2 separate regions of the Mus musculus genome follow, and region 1 is linked to region 2. A link is a loop called in an ENCODE intact Hi-C map of the cell type or tissue named here. Cell type or tissue: left cerebral cortex. All regions are shown on one strand. Each heading gives the region's core, and the rest is flanking DNA. Links, peaks and the distances in the headings are about the cores only.

Evidence for each region. A loop is a pair of places that touch in the nucleus more often than their neighbours do. Peaks named below come from ENCODE experiments on the same cell type or tissue, not always from the same donor. Only the 100,000 strongest peaks of a DNase experiment are listed, where the experiment ranks them.
Region 1: a loop joins it to region 2, with 1.8 times the contacts of the local background. A loop is called at or near these places in 1 of 42 quality-filtered maps.

The regions. Positions count from the first base shown.
Region 1 is chr3:54,916,149-54,924,484 of GRCm38, reverse strand. It overlaps Gm31358 (a long non-coding RNA gene), which reads right to left. Exons shown (of 4, transcript XR_375676.2): 2 at 2,107-2,233. Among named protein-coding and RNA genes, the nearest start is that of Gm31358, 4.3 kb to the right of the region's middle. In left cerebral cortex, for the core only: a CTCF peak has its summit at 3,860 (motif pointing right); a DNase peak (open chromatin) is centred at 3,871; H3K4me3 peaks cover 59 bases; H3K27ac peaks cover 23 bases.
Region 2 is chr3:54,985,164-54,993,499 of GRCm38, reverse strand. No RefSeq gene overlaps it. Among named protein-coding and RNA genes, the nearest start is that of Ccna1, 66 kb to the left of the region's middle. In left cerebral cortex, for the core only: no CTCF peak of the experiment used is centred there; DNase peaks (open chromatin) are centred at 467, 1,443, 3,932 and 4,439.

The DNA.
Region 1 (8,336 bases), core at 10-8,009, 69 kb after region 2:
GAATGAAGAGGGTTGTATGACTGGCCACACTCTCTGTCTGTTTTGTTGTTTTTATGTCTTTAAAAGACAAGGTCTCTCTCCATATCCTTGGCTACTCACCATGCAGATAAGGCTATCCTGGAACTCAAAGAGATCTTCCTGCTTCAGCCTCCTAAGTGCTGGGATTATAGGTGTGCACCACCACACCTGGCTGGCTGGCCATGCTTAAATGCATTGGTTCCACAGACATTTAACTACACAGAGCTTGCAGAGAACTTCCTTGACCTCTTTTGAAGAACATGTCTGAAACATGGAAAAAAAAATGGTTCATTGCTCAACTGTGGGTCCGCTGGGTACTCATACAATTCTCCACTAATGCGGAATCTCGTGAAAAAAATCAGGATTGAGGCATTTTCTTCTTCTCCGCACCAGAGAACCTTGGCTGAGATGTGTAAACCCCAAGGCTGATGAGTGTCTATGGAGCACACCAGGCTCCGTGGGATAGTCAAGGCCACACACATGTCTCACGTGTGCAAGGCTATGAAGCAAGGCCAAGTGTGCAACAACTGTGCCTGGCGTGGAAACTTCTCACTTCTCTCCCAGAGATGATCAACCCTTGTATAATTATAATTTTTGTACTCTTTTAAAAAGCATTTTTTCAGGCTGACATCTCTCAGGTAATATAGATTCCCCCCACCCCCACCCCAGGATTGTCTGAGGAATTAGCTGAAGAACCAATAACAAAGCTATTGCCAGACAATGGGAACCCTCAAAGTCAAGAGTTTTGAAAGGATTTCAACTTCACTAACTGTCTTAGTTAGGGTTTTACTGTTGTGAACAAACACCATGACCAAGGCAACTCTAATACGGACAACCTTTAATTAGGACTGCCTTACAGGCTCAGAGGTTCAGTCCATTATCATCAAGGTAGGAGCAGGGCAGCATTTAGGCAGACATGGTACAGGAGGAGCTGAGAGTTCTACACCTTCATCTGAAGGCTGCTGGCAGAATACTAACTTCCAGGCAGCTAGGATGAGGCTCTTAAAGCCCACACCCACAGTGATACACCTACTCCAACAAGGCCACACCTACTCCAACAGGGCCACACCTACTCCAACAAGGCCACACCCACTCCAACAGGGCCACACCTACTCCAACAGGGCCACACCCACTCCAACAAGGCCACACCTACTCCAACAGGGCCACACCTACTCCAACAAGGCCACACCCACTCCAACAGGGCCACACCTTCTAATAGTGCCACTCTCTGGCCAAGCATACACAAACCATCTCAAGCATACAAACACTATCTCAAGTCCTTCTACTTCTATCCCACTACACCACAAATTTCCTGCTAACGTTTTCAAGGTTCTTTCCATCCCTATGCCATTTCTCTATGAGGAAATGGTAAAACCACGTCAAGGAAAACCTATCTTTGAAGAGCCCCCAAATAGCACATTACAGCCTGTGAGGCTCCAATAGAGCAATTTAAATGATACATATGCACCTCAGACATCATTTCCAAGGTTGCCATGGACTCAGGTCATCCAGTCACAACACAGAGATGAGAAGGATGCATTCAAGTCCCCACCCATGCTTAATGTTGCTCATGATTTACAACCTAAGTACTGTGTGCAGCCACACACGTATCACTAAGACGATCCCTTTATGAGTTATATCCATATTTATTTATTTATTTATGTTTTTGTTTTTTTGAGACAGGGTTATTTATTTATTTATTTATTTATTTATGTTTTTGGTTTTTGAGACAGGGTTTCTCTGTGTAGCCCTGGCTGTCCTGGAACTCACTTTGTAGACCAGGCTGGCCTGGAACTCAGAAATCCGCCTGCCTCTGCCTCCCAAGTGCTGGGATTAAAGGCATGCGCCACCACGCCCGGCCTATATCCACATTTATATGTCAGTATTTTTCTCTCATCTGCACCCTAGTGTGACTCAGTGGTGTTCCAAGGACAATTCTACTCACTATTATCAGGAGAGAGAGAGAGAGAGAGAGAGAGAGAGAGAGAGAGAGAACAAGCCCAGTGTATGCTTTTGACAAACGAACAGAGCTCCTTGGGGGGTGGCTTAGCATCTTTCAATAATTATGTTTCAATGCATCTTCCCTACCTTCAGCCAGGAGATACTTCCTACTTGAAGCCCCATTAATAGAATCACTTTCTCTCTGAACGTCTACAGGTCACAGGCTAGGATACACAGATGTTTTCTTTTTCATAAACCAGGAGAAGGCACTGTTCTGGAAAATAAAAAATGGAGGTCACAAGCTCCTGTAGGTGACCCCAAACCACAGTTATGGCTGGACTAACTAAGCAGGGTCTCCTAGTAGACTGGCCTCTGCCTACTTGGAGCCTAGCAAAACCTGCAAGAGCTGGAGCATGAAGTGGTACATGCTCAGACACACTGCCTGGGAAGGGAGGGGGTTGACATTGGGGTCTACCACCTGCCATGGCTAACATCTTGGCTTCCCAGCCCCCCGACACTCCTCACATTGGGCTCCCTCCTGTAGCATCATTCCGTAGGTCATGCTGGTAGACTGCTGTCATTTTTTTTTTACTACTGTCTATCCTGAATATTTCCCTACTCTTTGTCCAATTTCCCTGTCATCTAACCATCTCATTCCCCAAGTAACAGCCATACGTGAGTTCACATTTAAGCTCCAGCTCTTCACGTCTCTGTTGCTAATGATCAGTGCTGAGGAAAAACACCATGTCTCTTCTTGCCCTTGGTGGAATCGTGCACCATTTAGGAGGGGTCTCCTGTGAAACTCTGGTTGTTGGTGGAATAATGCACTACTTAGGAGGGGTCTCCTATGAAATGCTGGTTGTTCACCTCAGAGGCAGGCTCTAATGCTGGGGAGTCCTGAACGCATAACAACCTGGGAGGCACATCATCGACTCCAGACAGCCATTTGTGGAGTCCTAGTCACACCACTGAAGCTTTTGCGATGGTCTGTATAAGACAGAACATTCCCTAACTGCCTCAAATAATTGTGGAGTTGTGGAAGACATGGGTCCAAAGAAAGGCAAATGAAAACTCACAAATACTCAGAGTTACTCATCATCCTAAAATTGCAACATCGTTCACTAATAGGAAAACAGTGAGCTGTTCCTGAAGGCTTCCAGGAAGATCTAGCAAGCTTCAGCTGGGAGGCCTGGAAGAGGGTGACTCATTCATTCGCTTACCCTCACGATGCTCTGGTCTCTGCCTGCCCGCTGCTCTCAGGTATTTATCCTTTTCCATTTTTGTCCTCAGCATGGATTTTGATCTTTGCTAACTCGAACTTTTCTTTTCTTTTTGAGATAGGGTCTCATTCTGTTTTCCTGGCTGCCCCTATGTACACCAGGCTGGCCTCAAACTCGCTGAGATCCTCCTGCCTCTGCCTCCTAAGTACAGGGGAATTAAAGGCCTGGCGATTTTCTCGTTTGTAACTTCTACTTACTTAGAATTTCAGCCTTCACAGAGCATGTGCTGTCCTAGAGCCTCAGTGTATGATTTTGTTACATCTCTCTTAGATGCTAATGAGCAAATTCTAACATTTCTAACTCCAATGCTCTAAGAAGAGAAATCACGTAAATCAATTAATTGCCTTTCTTGTTATACAATTAAAACCTGGCTTTAGCCAAAAGTATTGTCGGTTATAGCAATAGAAATCAACTTGCCTAGTTTGTTTTAATGATCAGAGATGTCAACAAATGAATAGAAACAAGAAGCCAGAATTACACGTGAGAATCGGCAGAGAGGGGAGTCTCCTGCCATGACAACCGTGGGAGCTGTGACTTGGAACCCTTCTCTGGACAGGAGAATCACATGTCACTAACCATCACTTCCCCCTGTGGGTGCAGGACTCCTATTCTGGTGTAACTACCACCAGAGGGAGCTTTTCCTAGCAGCCCCTGCACCACCACCACCCAACTCTTGGCAAAATCTAAGCCATGAGCTCTCAGCCCAGCTCTTATGTGGTGAGAAGGAGAAAGAGTGCATGGTCTCCTAATCTTCATCAGTGAGAACTGGGTTCCACTTGGCACTGAGTCTCAAGCAGTGGGATTGTAGTAGGAGGGCAAGCTCCCCCCCCAAAAAAAATAACCCAGATGTCAATTACAGTAACTCTGATGTAGCTGTCCTTCTGTCACATGTCCCGCCCAAGCCAGCTGACTTGCTCAGGAAACAGAACATGGTTGCTCATTTATAGGGGTCCATGGATATGGAGGCCATCTTGGTTGGCCAAAACTATCACAACCAACATTGTTCAGGGGTTTCTTTCACATATACTGTGAAACATACATAAAAGCATGGCATTCAAATCATGTGTATATGGCATGTCTGTCTTTTTGGCCAAAGGATAAGCATTTTAGGGCATGTGTTTGTCTCTTTGGATCTTATGTCCTTAATTCCTGGAACATAGCAGATGCTCCCAAAATACCTCTTAGATTTAGTAAAACTTTAGACCAGCAATTTGTCTGTAACATCAGATGCCATAAAATTTTCCATGCTTTGTAGAACATCATGATATAAGCAACAACAACAAAAGCATATTGACACATCGTAAAATTGTTATGATCTATAATTTTCTTAGAGTTATTTTCTCAGACACTTTCAGAGAGCACCAATTTTTAAAATTGTGGCAGGTGAAATGAGAAGATTACTTGAAGACTGAAAGGTGGGATCCAGAGAGAGAAGGTAGGGATGGGGAGGTACAGAAAAGGGGGACAGAGTTGGAGAGCTGCAGGAGATGTAAGATGCCCACAATCGAGGGGAATATTAGTGAATGGACAGAGGACCTTTGAATGTTGCTTTAATGGTAGCAAGGAAGAAAAAAATGAAATTTTCAAAGCTTTTATTTTATGTGTATGAGTGTTTTGTCTGCATGTATGTATGTATACTACATGTGTGCAGTCCTCACAGAGGCCAGAAGAGAGGGTATCAAATGCCCTAGAATTACAGGTATAGGTGCAGGGAACTGAACCCAGGTCTTCTGTGATGACACAGTGCTCTTAGCCACTGAATCGTTTCTCCAGCCTGAGGTAATATTTGTAAACGTGCACTATATTCTGACCTCTAGCAAACTTACACTGGTACCACTTTGCACATGTGTGCCTTAACATTTTTGGCAACAATTTCATAAAGCAGACGCCATTCTATTCACTTGCTAGATCAAGGCTCCAAGAGTTTATATAGTTGAGTTGTATCACCAGCACACGCATTGTAAGTGTCAGTGTCGGGATTTCATGATTCTCTGTTATTCTAAGTTCCACATATTTTCTACACCCACTTCTCCCTTGATAAGACTGAATTGGGTGAAGGGGTTAGCTTTCACAGAAGCTATGTCTCTAGTGAAGGGGTTAGCTTTCCCAGAAGCCATGTCTCCTGAGACTGCTGGCAAATCTCCTTCTGGTGCTACCTTGTCATCATCTGAAGGCAGTCCCTGTAAGTAAACTGGATGTTTAACATTTCCTAGGTATTTGTCATGAATTAAAAGAAGAACATTGATTAACATATCACCCAACTATTCAGTTTTCACTACCTTCACTACAGATGTTTTATATCATTTAAATTAGGAGGTATAATTATTAATCAATTTTAAGTCAAAGAAAGGGGGTAAGGAAGAGTTATACACAATTGTTAAATATACAAAGGCCCTGAAATACACTAACATGTGTTCTCTAGACCATAGAGAATCCCCTGTTCCCCTTGGGTAGTGTTAGTAAATTGACTCTGATAATGACCTAATGACCTAACATCATGAGAGTCTACCTGATGTCAAATGTCCTAGCCCCAAAGCAAAGAGCTTAGTCAATCATTAACCATCTATAAAGACTGAGTGATGTTGCTCCAAAGTATATGTACATCTAGAACCTATGAATGTGTACTTGGGGGATGTCTGAAGTTCTAGTTAAGAATTTAAAACACTGTCTTGCTATTTTGGAGAGAAACTCTGAGCTAATACAGTCCTCCTCCTAAGAGAAGAGAAAAAGAAACAGAGAGAAGATGAAGATGGCTGGAGACTGGGATGATCCATTTGCCTACAGGCTGAGGGCCACAAAGGGAGCCAGGATCTAGGAGAAAGGCATGCAGCAACTCTCTTTGGGCTTCCACAAGGGACCAGGTGACATTTTGATGTTTCCCATTTTAAGCCATCTTGTCACTTCTTAAGTGACCACTTGTTATACAAGCCTCAGGAAACTATAATACTAACATAGTTTGGGGTGTGTAGATGAAAGCCTTATAAAATGGGCATCAAAGAAAACCAAGGAAAGTGCCCTACCTTGCCACCAAAGGTAAAATAGAGAAAAGAAACCAGCTTATGCCAATCTAAACAGAAAGCGCCAAGAGGACAACAATCCTCTTCCTTCTCTCTCTGAAACTCACGGGTCCTCTGCAGGGTTCTCAATGGAGACTCTGAACTAGAAATACATGGAACGTGGAAGAAGACTATGAAGCTGTGGCTAGAGATCTTAGATACAGAGATGTTTGAGGACAACTATCCTGAAGGCTGACAGCTTTAACTCTCCTCTTTGAATCCTGAGAGTTTCCCAAGTGCTGTGTAAGAAAAGGCAGCTGTCTCACGACAAGATTTCTGATGGCGTAGAGGATTTGTCTTTAGATGGTAAAACATTTCTCTATATTCCAACCTAATGTAATGGATATTGCTGCTCAGGAGGAAGAGAGGTGAAGATGCAAGATAGAATTTACTGAACAGTTAGCGAGCAGGGGACTGTTTGAGTCTGCTTTGCAAAACCTGGGGAGAAAGGGGGTTGACTTATAGGTTACAGTCCATCCTGAAGGAAAGTTGGGGTAGGAACTCAAACAAGACCCTGGAGGCCAAAACTGAAGCAGAAACCAGGAGGGAGCATTGGTTATTGGCTTGCTCCTGAGGGCTTGCTCAACCTGCCTTTTTAGACAGCCAAGGGTCACCTAATCAGGGTTAATGCTGCCCACAGTGGGCTGGGTCCTCTCACATCAATAACGGAGCAAGAAACTGTCCCCATAGACTTGCACATAGGCAGATCTGATGGAGGCACTTTCTCAATAGAGGCTCCTTTCTTTGGGTTACTCTGGTCTGTGTCACAATGACAAAGAAAGCAACAAGCATAGCGGTCAGTAGATGATGTAACTGAATTCATAGAAGTGGCAATGAGCAAATGGTTGAGGTTTACCAACCAGGCACTTGGGATGCTAAATCAGAAAGACCATCATTGTGAGATGGGCTTGGGCTACACAGTGGGTCAAAGACCAGCCTAGGTCATAGAGTGAGCCCTTATCTCAAAATCAAGCAAACAAAAAGTAGGTGAGCTCTGGAGTACAAATGTTTGGAGAGAAGCGTCTTTGAACTTGCTCTCTTGACAATACAGCTCATTCAGCTCCCCCTACATTTTTATTTTATTTTAAATGAGATGGAGTCTCAGACAAGGCTACCTTGGTCCTGGCTCCATAGCTAAAGATGGCCTTGAACTCTGTCTCCACCTTTAAAGTGTTGGGAGTACAAGTAAGTGCCACCATGCTGAGTTTATGTGGTGCTGGGAGTGGACTCCAAAGTCTCTAGCTGTTCGAGTGCTCCACCATCTGAGCTCCATGTTCAGTTCCACCACACGTCCCCCTCCCCCTCATCTTAAGTGAGGCACACGCATATCCACATAGAAAAGACTCACATGCCCAGGACAAGCAGAACAGAGACAGCATAGCTTTTATCACAACGGTGTCTCAGAGTTAGGCCCCATGCCTGTCTCTACCTGGAAAACCAATAAACGTGGACAGAAACAGTGTAATCCAGGAGCTAGGCACTGGTGAACAACGAGCTGTCACGAAGATTTAGGCAGCCCAGTGCTTTGTTGGTTCACTTTTAAGCCAAAAAATGGGGGGGGGGGGCGGTCCTCCGGGTGAAAATCCATCAACAAAAAGTAACCAACATGTCCCAGAGCTCAGTGCTTCAGATCATATAGACCAGGGAGCCAACTGGGTCTTTGAATAAAAAAGAACCCAAGACACCAAAGAAACCAAGCTTCTCTTCTCCCCAAAGCATCTAAACAAGCCCAGGCACGGAAGGCTCCCGTTCCATCGTTCCTTTATAGGATTGTGACATTTATCCGTGTAGTCTTTAATGATTATCTGTGTGACTGGCGGTCGTAGAAACCATGGTTCTATTCATTCATTAGATGGTTTCTCAGAGGACTGAGAGGGCGGGAAGGAGAAAGACTGAATGGGGGAGGGGGCTGAGGTGAAATTCATCATAGAAGGCGATGTCCCTTGCAGCTCGCCCTTTTGGAGTGGAGGCTGCGCAGGACTCGTAAAGACATAAGAAGGGAAACTTTGACAGGAAAGGGATGCTTTCCCCTGAGCCTAGG
Region 2 (8,336 bases), core at 106-8,105:
GTGCACATCTGTGAGCCATGAATACACAGCTGATGGCTGGTGGATCTGCTAGTCTGGCTGCATGGCAGGCAACATGTCCCCGCAGTGGAGTTTTGGCTGGATACAAGGGAGCATGCAGTCTCAGAGGGGTGCAGCTGGCTAAAGTCAAGAAGACTCTGCTTTGTCAGTGGCATCCTTCAAAGTTGTATTAGTCAGGGTTCTCTAGAGTAACAGAACTTATAGAATGAATCTCCTATATTTATATAGAATAGGGGTTCATTATAATGGCATACAGGCTAATACAACAATGGCTGGCTATGAATGGAAAGTCCAAGAATCCAGCAGTTGCTCAGTTTGTGAGTCTGGAGGTCTGAACTGGTCTGCAGTAGACTCTGGAATCCCAAAGTAGGCTCTAATGCCGGTGAGAGAATTGACTTGCTATCTAGGGGAGAGCAAGCAGGGAAAGATGAAAAGCTTCCATCTTCCATATCCCAAGATAGACTTCCAGCAGAAGGTGTGACTCAGATTAGAGGTGGGGTTTTTCCCAGCTCAAAGGATCAAGATTAAAGGTGTGTCTTCCTACCTCAAAGATACAGAAGTGGCTCCTCCTATTTTAAATTAAGCAAAAATCCCTTATAGGTGTACCCTCCATTTGGATCAAGATTAAAGGTGTGTCTTCCTACCTCAAAGATACAGAAGTGGCTCCTCCTATTTTAAATTAAGCAAAAATCCCTTATAGGTGTACCCTCCATTTGGGGATTTTAAATAATTCCAGATGTAGTCAAAGTGACAACCAAAGAATAACCATCACACGGGCCTTGGCCAATCCAACAAAGAAGCCCATCCTTGAGGGACAGTGGCATTACTGTGAGATGGAGACAATAACATGCACAGAGCCAAAGAATATATTAGGCCAGGAGCCTGTCTTCTTTCCAGGGATGTTAAGTGAGACTACTTCTGCCATACAACTGGATTCTATTCTAGTGGGGGAGGGGAAAACAAACAGAAGAGAGAACAGAACAGAGCAGGAAAGAGCAGCAAAACTCAGTATTTTTTTTAAAGTACCTGACCATTAGTTGAAGGAATGTACACCCTTCAACAAATTTGTACACAGCAAATCTGATTACATTTAAACTGGTTGGGCATTTAGTGAGCATGCTCTTGCTGAATAGTTTGAGGCATCAAAGAAAATGCATGTTTAGAGTTCTATCAATGGGTAGAAAAAATCCAGAAAAATATGCAGCAAAGTTACCACTACTTATGAGACATCCAGAGGCAACTCCCCCTTGCTAAAGTCTTACCAAAAATATCTTGCCTTTTCATTTATTTCATCTACGTATGTATTTAGCATTAAAATGTCTCCATTTTGAGAAAAACAAGCTCATGTTTTTGAAAATGCAAGCTTTAGTATAAAGGACCCAGACACTCTACCAAATCAGACAACACTTGGCTGTCAATCAGTTTTGCTCCAAAGAAGCTCCTGGCTGGATTTATGCAGGGTAAGATGCTCTTCTGAATTTTTCAGTGGTGACTTTGTAAAAATGAGTTTTGGATTCAGAACTTGTTACTCACTTACGGAGCATCCAGGAACAGCCTGGTATCGTGCGATGGAAAGTGATCCGAGTGTCTCTGGGGAAAGATCTTTGAGGTTCTCAAGCCCTGCCACTTAGAAAAAGTCAGCGGCACGGAAGTTTATTATCTCCTTGTTCACCTGACATGGAGACATGGGTACAAGCAGCTTTCTGCAGTCTTACTTGCTTACATGGAGGCCTCCTCTCCTGTGGCACTCTCAGGGTCCCAAGCTCAGAGGTTCAAGAAAATGGTAGCCTACTCCCTAGGTAACATAGCATATGGGGCTACAGTGGCTGGTACTTACTGTGTCCTTCTGAGCAGTAGGAGATGGATGACTGCATGGCTTAACGAGATTCTCCGAGGATTCTCAGGTTCCCCTTTACATGGAAGAATCTCACCAGGTCTCAGATTTGGGAGGGACATCTTTCCTTGGATTCAAAATCATTAGATATATTGAAGAATGATCACATTGACTTATGGAATAATTTTAAGTCAATAAACAGCATAAACCACTTGGAAACACACACACACACAGAGATGCACGTGTGCACATGCGCACAAAGGCTACAGGTTCCATACTACTTTTATTTCTACTTCATGAATCAGCAAAGAAATTTTTAATCAGGAGATAATTTTTCCAGGACAGGTGGCTAGAGAGTCACAAGGGTAAAGAGATAGATAGATAGATAGATAGATAGATAGATAGATAGATGATTAAATAAATAATTAGGGAACAGCTTATCAATTTTTTGTGGCACCCAAACAGTGAACAACCCTGGGGAAGTTAAAAGCAAGTCTTCTGTGTCATGCCTGTCATGAGCTGGTTGCTTTTCTTGCTCCTGGTCTGTCTTATATGGGGCAGGATTATGCTTCAACTCTTCTACAACTTGTATGTAGTAGAGGAAACAGAAGGATTTCTGTGGCTATAGTCTCTCATTGCTACTAGTGAGCAAAGACTTACTTAGCAAGCTAAAGGTCCAGATGAGAAATGATGTCACAGATAAGATAGGGTTGGGCAAAGAGCTCAGCTGATGAAGTACTCACTTTGCGAGTAGGAGGACCTAAATTCCATATCCTGAACTCACATTTTAAAAAATAAGTTAGGCATAATGGTCCATGTTCGTAATGCCAGAGCTTGGGAGCTGGAAAGAGAGTCCTGGGGCTTCCTAGTCGGGCAGCCCAGCAGCATCAGGGAGTTCTAAGTGGCCTTGTCTCAAGACAAAACAGCTGCTACTGGAGGAAAGTCTCTGAGGTTGTTCTCCAACTTTCACACATGGGTTCACAGTTGTGCACAAGCAGCTGCCACACATATAGAAACAGACCCACAAACACACACACACAAGTACAGAAAGGAACCTGAGCTGATGGTTCACCTACAGGGAGAGGGAAAGAACTCTACAAAATGTCAGTTAACCACAGTGGATCACAGATAAGTGCTATGGGAGGACCAGCTCCCTCGTGTCATCTGGAGATGCCCACACAGCTGTGGTCATGAGCTTGAGAGAAGGCTGTGCAGTCAGAGAGGAAGAAAGGGTTTACAAGAACATTCTCCCAAATAACAGCGGTTGTGCCTGGCGTCTCCTACAGTCTAAGGAGTAATTCCAGGAATGTCACCTTGCCAGTGACCCAGGCAGTGATTGTTTAGCCCTTTTCTGCACAGAAAGCAATCTGAGGGTGCTGAAACCAGACCGTTTACATTTGTGCTTCAAAGCAAACGGTCTCCCGGGGGTTCCTTTGTTGCTTCATTTTTATGTAAACTATTGTGGGTAGAACTGGGTCTAACAAAGGTTACTAGCAGGAAACTTTCAGTTACTCCTAAGAGCTGGTGCTTCTGTGTCAGGGCCTGTCTGAGAGAACATTCAATGGGTGGTGAGGCTCACCCACAAGGAGACCTTTCTTGAACATTTCGTTCATTCACCTTTATAAGAGGAGCAATGATAGAACTCCCTAAGTGTTTTTCCCATTGTTCTCCTGGGATGCTTACAGGTCTTGGCCATACGCAACTTTGGGAAGGATGTCACTACAGTTACCTACCAGTTTTCCACACATAGATTGCCCAGATGGTGAGGAATGTCCTTTCCCATCCATCTGCTCCCTTCCCTTGGGGTCAGGGTTCTTCTGCGTCATCCTCAAAACTAAGCGGCTGGAGAGATTAGGTTTGGTTCTCTGTTACTCAGAACAGACTGCCTTCATCCAGCACTGACAATTTCTGACACCTATACCTGTCACAGCAGATCGGACCACAAGCAGGAAAAACCGGGATGCTCGACTGCTTCTCTGGGACTCCAAGGGGAGGTGTAGGCAGCACATCAATTCCGTTAAAGTGATTAACTGATTCTCTCCTGGCTTCGCTTGCCAGTGTGGATGTGGACTGAGCTGGCTGCCAACCTGGGCTGAGTTCCCATTGCTGCTGGCTGGTGGAAGCGGTGGCTTTGCTCCAGAGGCGCTTCCCTTCCAGCTGTGGCTGACTGCACTGCTTCCTGTCAGGCTGACCAGGGCAGTTCAGAGAGCAGGTGGCTCCTCTCTCACTTTTTCTGTATCCTCCTCCCACATGTCCATTTTTAATAACCCACACCCCCTCGTGCAAAGTATCTTAATTGATGTTTAAAATGAACATATGCAAATGTCTGTGATCATTATGTATACTTTATTGATAATGTAGTGTGTGTGTTTAAACTCATGTGCATGTCTGTATAAATAACAGATAGGCCATGCAAGTAAGTCTATGAACCACAATAGAGGCTACAGTGCTGTCATCATAGCTCAATTCCCAGTAAATGAAATATTTGCTTTTCTTCTCTTTGGTCGTTTGTTTTTAAGCACACACACCTCTTCCCAGGAAACTGGAGAGATAGAGTCATAGAGTCACACATGTGGGTGGTGAGATTTTTCTCAGTGGCTAGGTGGAGACGCTGACTTTCCCAGGAGCATAAAGGAAAATGACTTTAAACGAGTTAAAAGAAGTGGGAGCTCGTTTTGAGAAGACACCTCACAACTGTATCTAAAAGCTCATTCATTTAGAATGTGATCATCCACTAATTCATTTAATGGGCATTTATGGCTTTTTACTCCTGTAAAAATCAGGTCTGAGGATGGTGGCAAATCAACGGGAGATGTTTTTCTCGGTAGCTTGTGATGTACAGAGGAAGTTTCCCTAACATCGCTTTAGATCACCCGCATGGTTGCTTCTGAGATCACTTTCGTATTGCTTCCTTTAATGCCACTGAAACAGGCAAAGCTGGCAGAGTGCAGAGGTCAAAGCTGTTGCCTGCACCACTGGCTGTTGGAAAAAAAACAGAACTCGTTATAAGCTGTGTGACTTAAAGCAGGTTACTTGGCTGCTCTGCCTATCAGCTTTCTCATCAGTAGCATCAGAATGAATACAATTGATGTCTTCAATAAAATAACATTGGCAACACCATGCCTGGACACTCCAGGTCAGTGGTTCTCAGCCTTTCCAATGAGACCCTTTAATATACTTCCTTCTATTGTGGTGACATCCCAACCATAACATTATTTTCATTACCACTTCATAACTGTAATTTTGCTACTGCTATGGTTGTAATGTAAATATCTGAAGGTTATAGGGTAGGCAATCTCTGTGAAGGGTCATTTGATCCACAAGTTGAAAACTGCTGCTTCTAGGTGCTCTGTAAAGATCAGTTCTGTAGACATTGGAAGATGTTCTTGGGAGTGGTTTAAATTCTAAGAGCAGCTATTTCTGCTGAGATGGAAGAGGGTGCCCTTCTGATGTTTTCTGAAGCAGTACTTAGCCCAATTTCAGCCAATAGATTCTTCAGTATGTTTGATCTGGGAGATGGTAAAGCTGATTTAGTGGTCAGGTTCCCCACCTCTATCTTCATCCATCTTCTGCTCTAACACACACACACACACACACACACACACACACACACACACACACTCAAACTGAGACTAAGGCCCTTTCCAGCTTCCCCACCACACAGACCTTTCAGGCTGTGGAAGAAAGGGGTCAGGTGACTCCAAGGAGAAGGTGCCTGTATAATAGGCCTGAAGATTTAATGGTTGCTAGGCTACCATCCCCTGAGACTGACCTGCTTCAGCTGGCCTGAAGACATGGTAAATTCATGTTCATCTCCAGTAACCAGGAGAGTGTGTCTGCCCCGAAACAGGTTAGTGGCAAGCCAGGGAGGGCTAACTGAAGTGGACTGTGGTCAGAGGAGACCAGTAGAGTCAGGAGGATGGAGCTAAAGTCTGTTTGCCTCTGCCTCTGGCTCTTAAGGAAAAAACTAGCAGCTCGTGGACTGTATTTTATAGGAAAAGAATTTTCACAGTTTCTGAGTGGAAAGAAGGAACTCTGAAGTTGGCCAGGCCAACTTCATGGGGCCTTTGGGGATTTTTTCATACGTAGCCTTTGACTGTAAGAATGAGCTGCACTGTCCAGCAACCATCTTGCCTGAGCTCATTCCACCCTGGTATTCTAGTAAAGAAGACACTTTCAGTTTTGCCCAGAGAATATTCGCAAAACACGTATGTTTGGAGCTAGGCAGTTTGCCCAAGGATGAAAAAAACATTCATAGTTGTTTCCTTCATTCAGAAAGAAGCAAATTTTATCTAATAGCTCTGGGTTATTAATGCTCTTATTGCATGGCTGGTCTCCTGTGATTTGGGTTTTATAGGTCAATGAAGGCTCAATTGCCAAAAACAAACAAGCAAACAAACAAACAAACAAAATCTTGCTCATTTATCTATGTCACTGGTGGCACACCTTAAAGGGGATCTTAGGACCCACAGAGTGCCGTTCTCAGACCTCCTCAGAGGGGCTTCTTGGTGCAGCAGATGGCGGTGACAGCAGAAACTCACAGCTAATCAAAATGCAGAGAGTGGCAGTGGCAGTGCTCAAACACAAAGAGGATATATATGTCACACCTCCGGGCTCAGGGACCATTGCAGAAGCAGGGGGTGGAGGGGGGTGCAGGTTAGAAAGATTATAAGAGCAAGAGGTTGGACAGGACTGAATTGAAAGAGCGTCTTTGGGACATGACAGGATACCTGAAGTCAGACTCAGGTCAGCCAACATTCCAGCCTGAAGAGGGGAAGAGCTCATTGGCCTCCATCCCTAACTGATGTTGATGGTTGACATCTTCTGAAGATGAGACTACTGGTAGGTGGACCATAGTCCAGTGAATGGCCTCATACCCAAACGGGGCAGGACAAATTGGAGTTGATGGGTTGATTTTTTTTTTAAGCACATGAAGTTGAGGGATGTGTGGGGAGGTAGGGGTGGACCTGGGAGGAGCTAGAGGGCACGGATATGATCAAAATATGTTGTACAAAATTCCCAATAAATCAATAAAATATTGCATAATTTTGTTGTTGTTGTTGGTGGTGTATCTACAAATCCATATGTCATTTGCCTAGTAAGTAGATTTCAAATTCATGAGCTTTCTCTTTAGTTCCTGAGTAGTATGGAGATAGAGTGTCCATAGAGCCTGACATTGGATAGAATCTCTCAAACAGGAACTGCCAGGAGGAGTGTGGGAATCAGAACTACGGCAGCTTGGGGCCTACTGGGAACAACGTTCAGCTGCTCTGCCTTCCCACTGGAGCCTTGTCTCCTGGACTGCATGGCTCAACATGCCAGCAAGAGGCTGCCTGGCTCAGTGGCAACCAGTGAGCAACCTACAGCAAGGAGAAGCTTCATTGCCGTGACTCAAGGACAAGGTGGCTTTATTGGATCTGATGTGGAACTGGGCTCTCAGATGGGCCATCCACTACATCCTAGAAAGATGGAAGAGCCAAAGATGGATGTGACTTCTCAAGGTCACTGAGTCCTGATGGCCACACAGGTGACAAAAGGATATGTCCTGCTGGTTTTGAAATGGGGGTCTTATAATATTTCTGTTTTCCTATTTATTTCTCTCTCATTTCCATCTTCATGTAATCAACATCCCTTCGTCCTCCGTGTTTCGTCCTCCTTGAGCAGGTAGACACCGTTGTTTTGTTTTTGTTTTTGTTTTTGTTTTTGTTTTTGTTTCTTCAAGCTGTTCACCCTGGACAAGGGATGTGGGTTTCTGAATGCAGACTGTGTTTTTTGCATTGCTCCTGCCATTCCCAATACGTACCTCCGTGGGAAGTGCTAGCAGTGTTTAGCACAGAATAAACACCCAATGGGGGGGGGGGGGGAGAGGTCAGATGTGATGTTTAGAACAAGGTTGTAGAGAGTCAGTCATGTTAGCAATTCTTCGTAGACACACAGGTTTGATGGGGAGAACCCCAGAGCTGCAGGAGAGGGGTGTGGTCACTGCTGGGGGTGGGGCTTAGACACTTGCCTCCTAAGAGTCTGTCCTGGAGCCCCCAGCGTTGGGAAGGTCTCTGGATGCTTCTCTTCTCATTTTTACACTCTTAGCTCAGGGCATAATTTCAACAACACGGAATATTCTATACACACATAACACACATTCACACGCTCGCGCGCACACACACACACTCACTCACACACGTATCTATGTTTAATTAGTTCTTGGAGGCTTTCGACAATAAGTTTTGATTATATTTTCTCCTCTCTTCCCAGATCCACTCCTTCCCTTCCCACCCGGCTATTTTTTCCTTCTCCCTTTTTTATTAAATTTCCTTTACCCCGTTTCTAATACAACATAATATGATTACAGTTTCCCCTCCCTCTACTCCTCCGTTTCTCCCAGCTCCATTCCCATCTGGATCCACTCCCTTTTTGTCTCTCATGAGAAAAAGAACAGGCTTCTACGAGATAACAACAAAACATAATAGAATAAAATATAAGATAA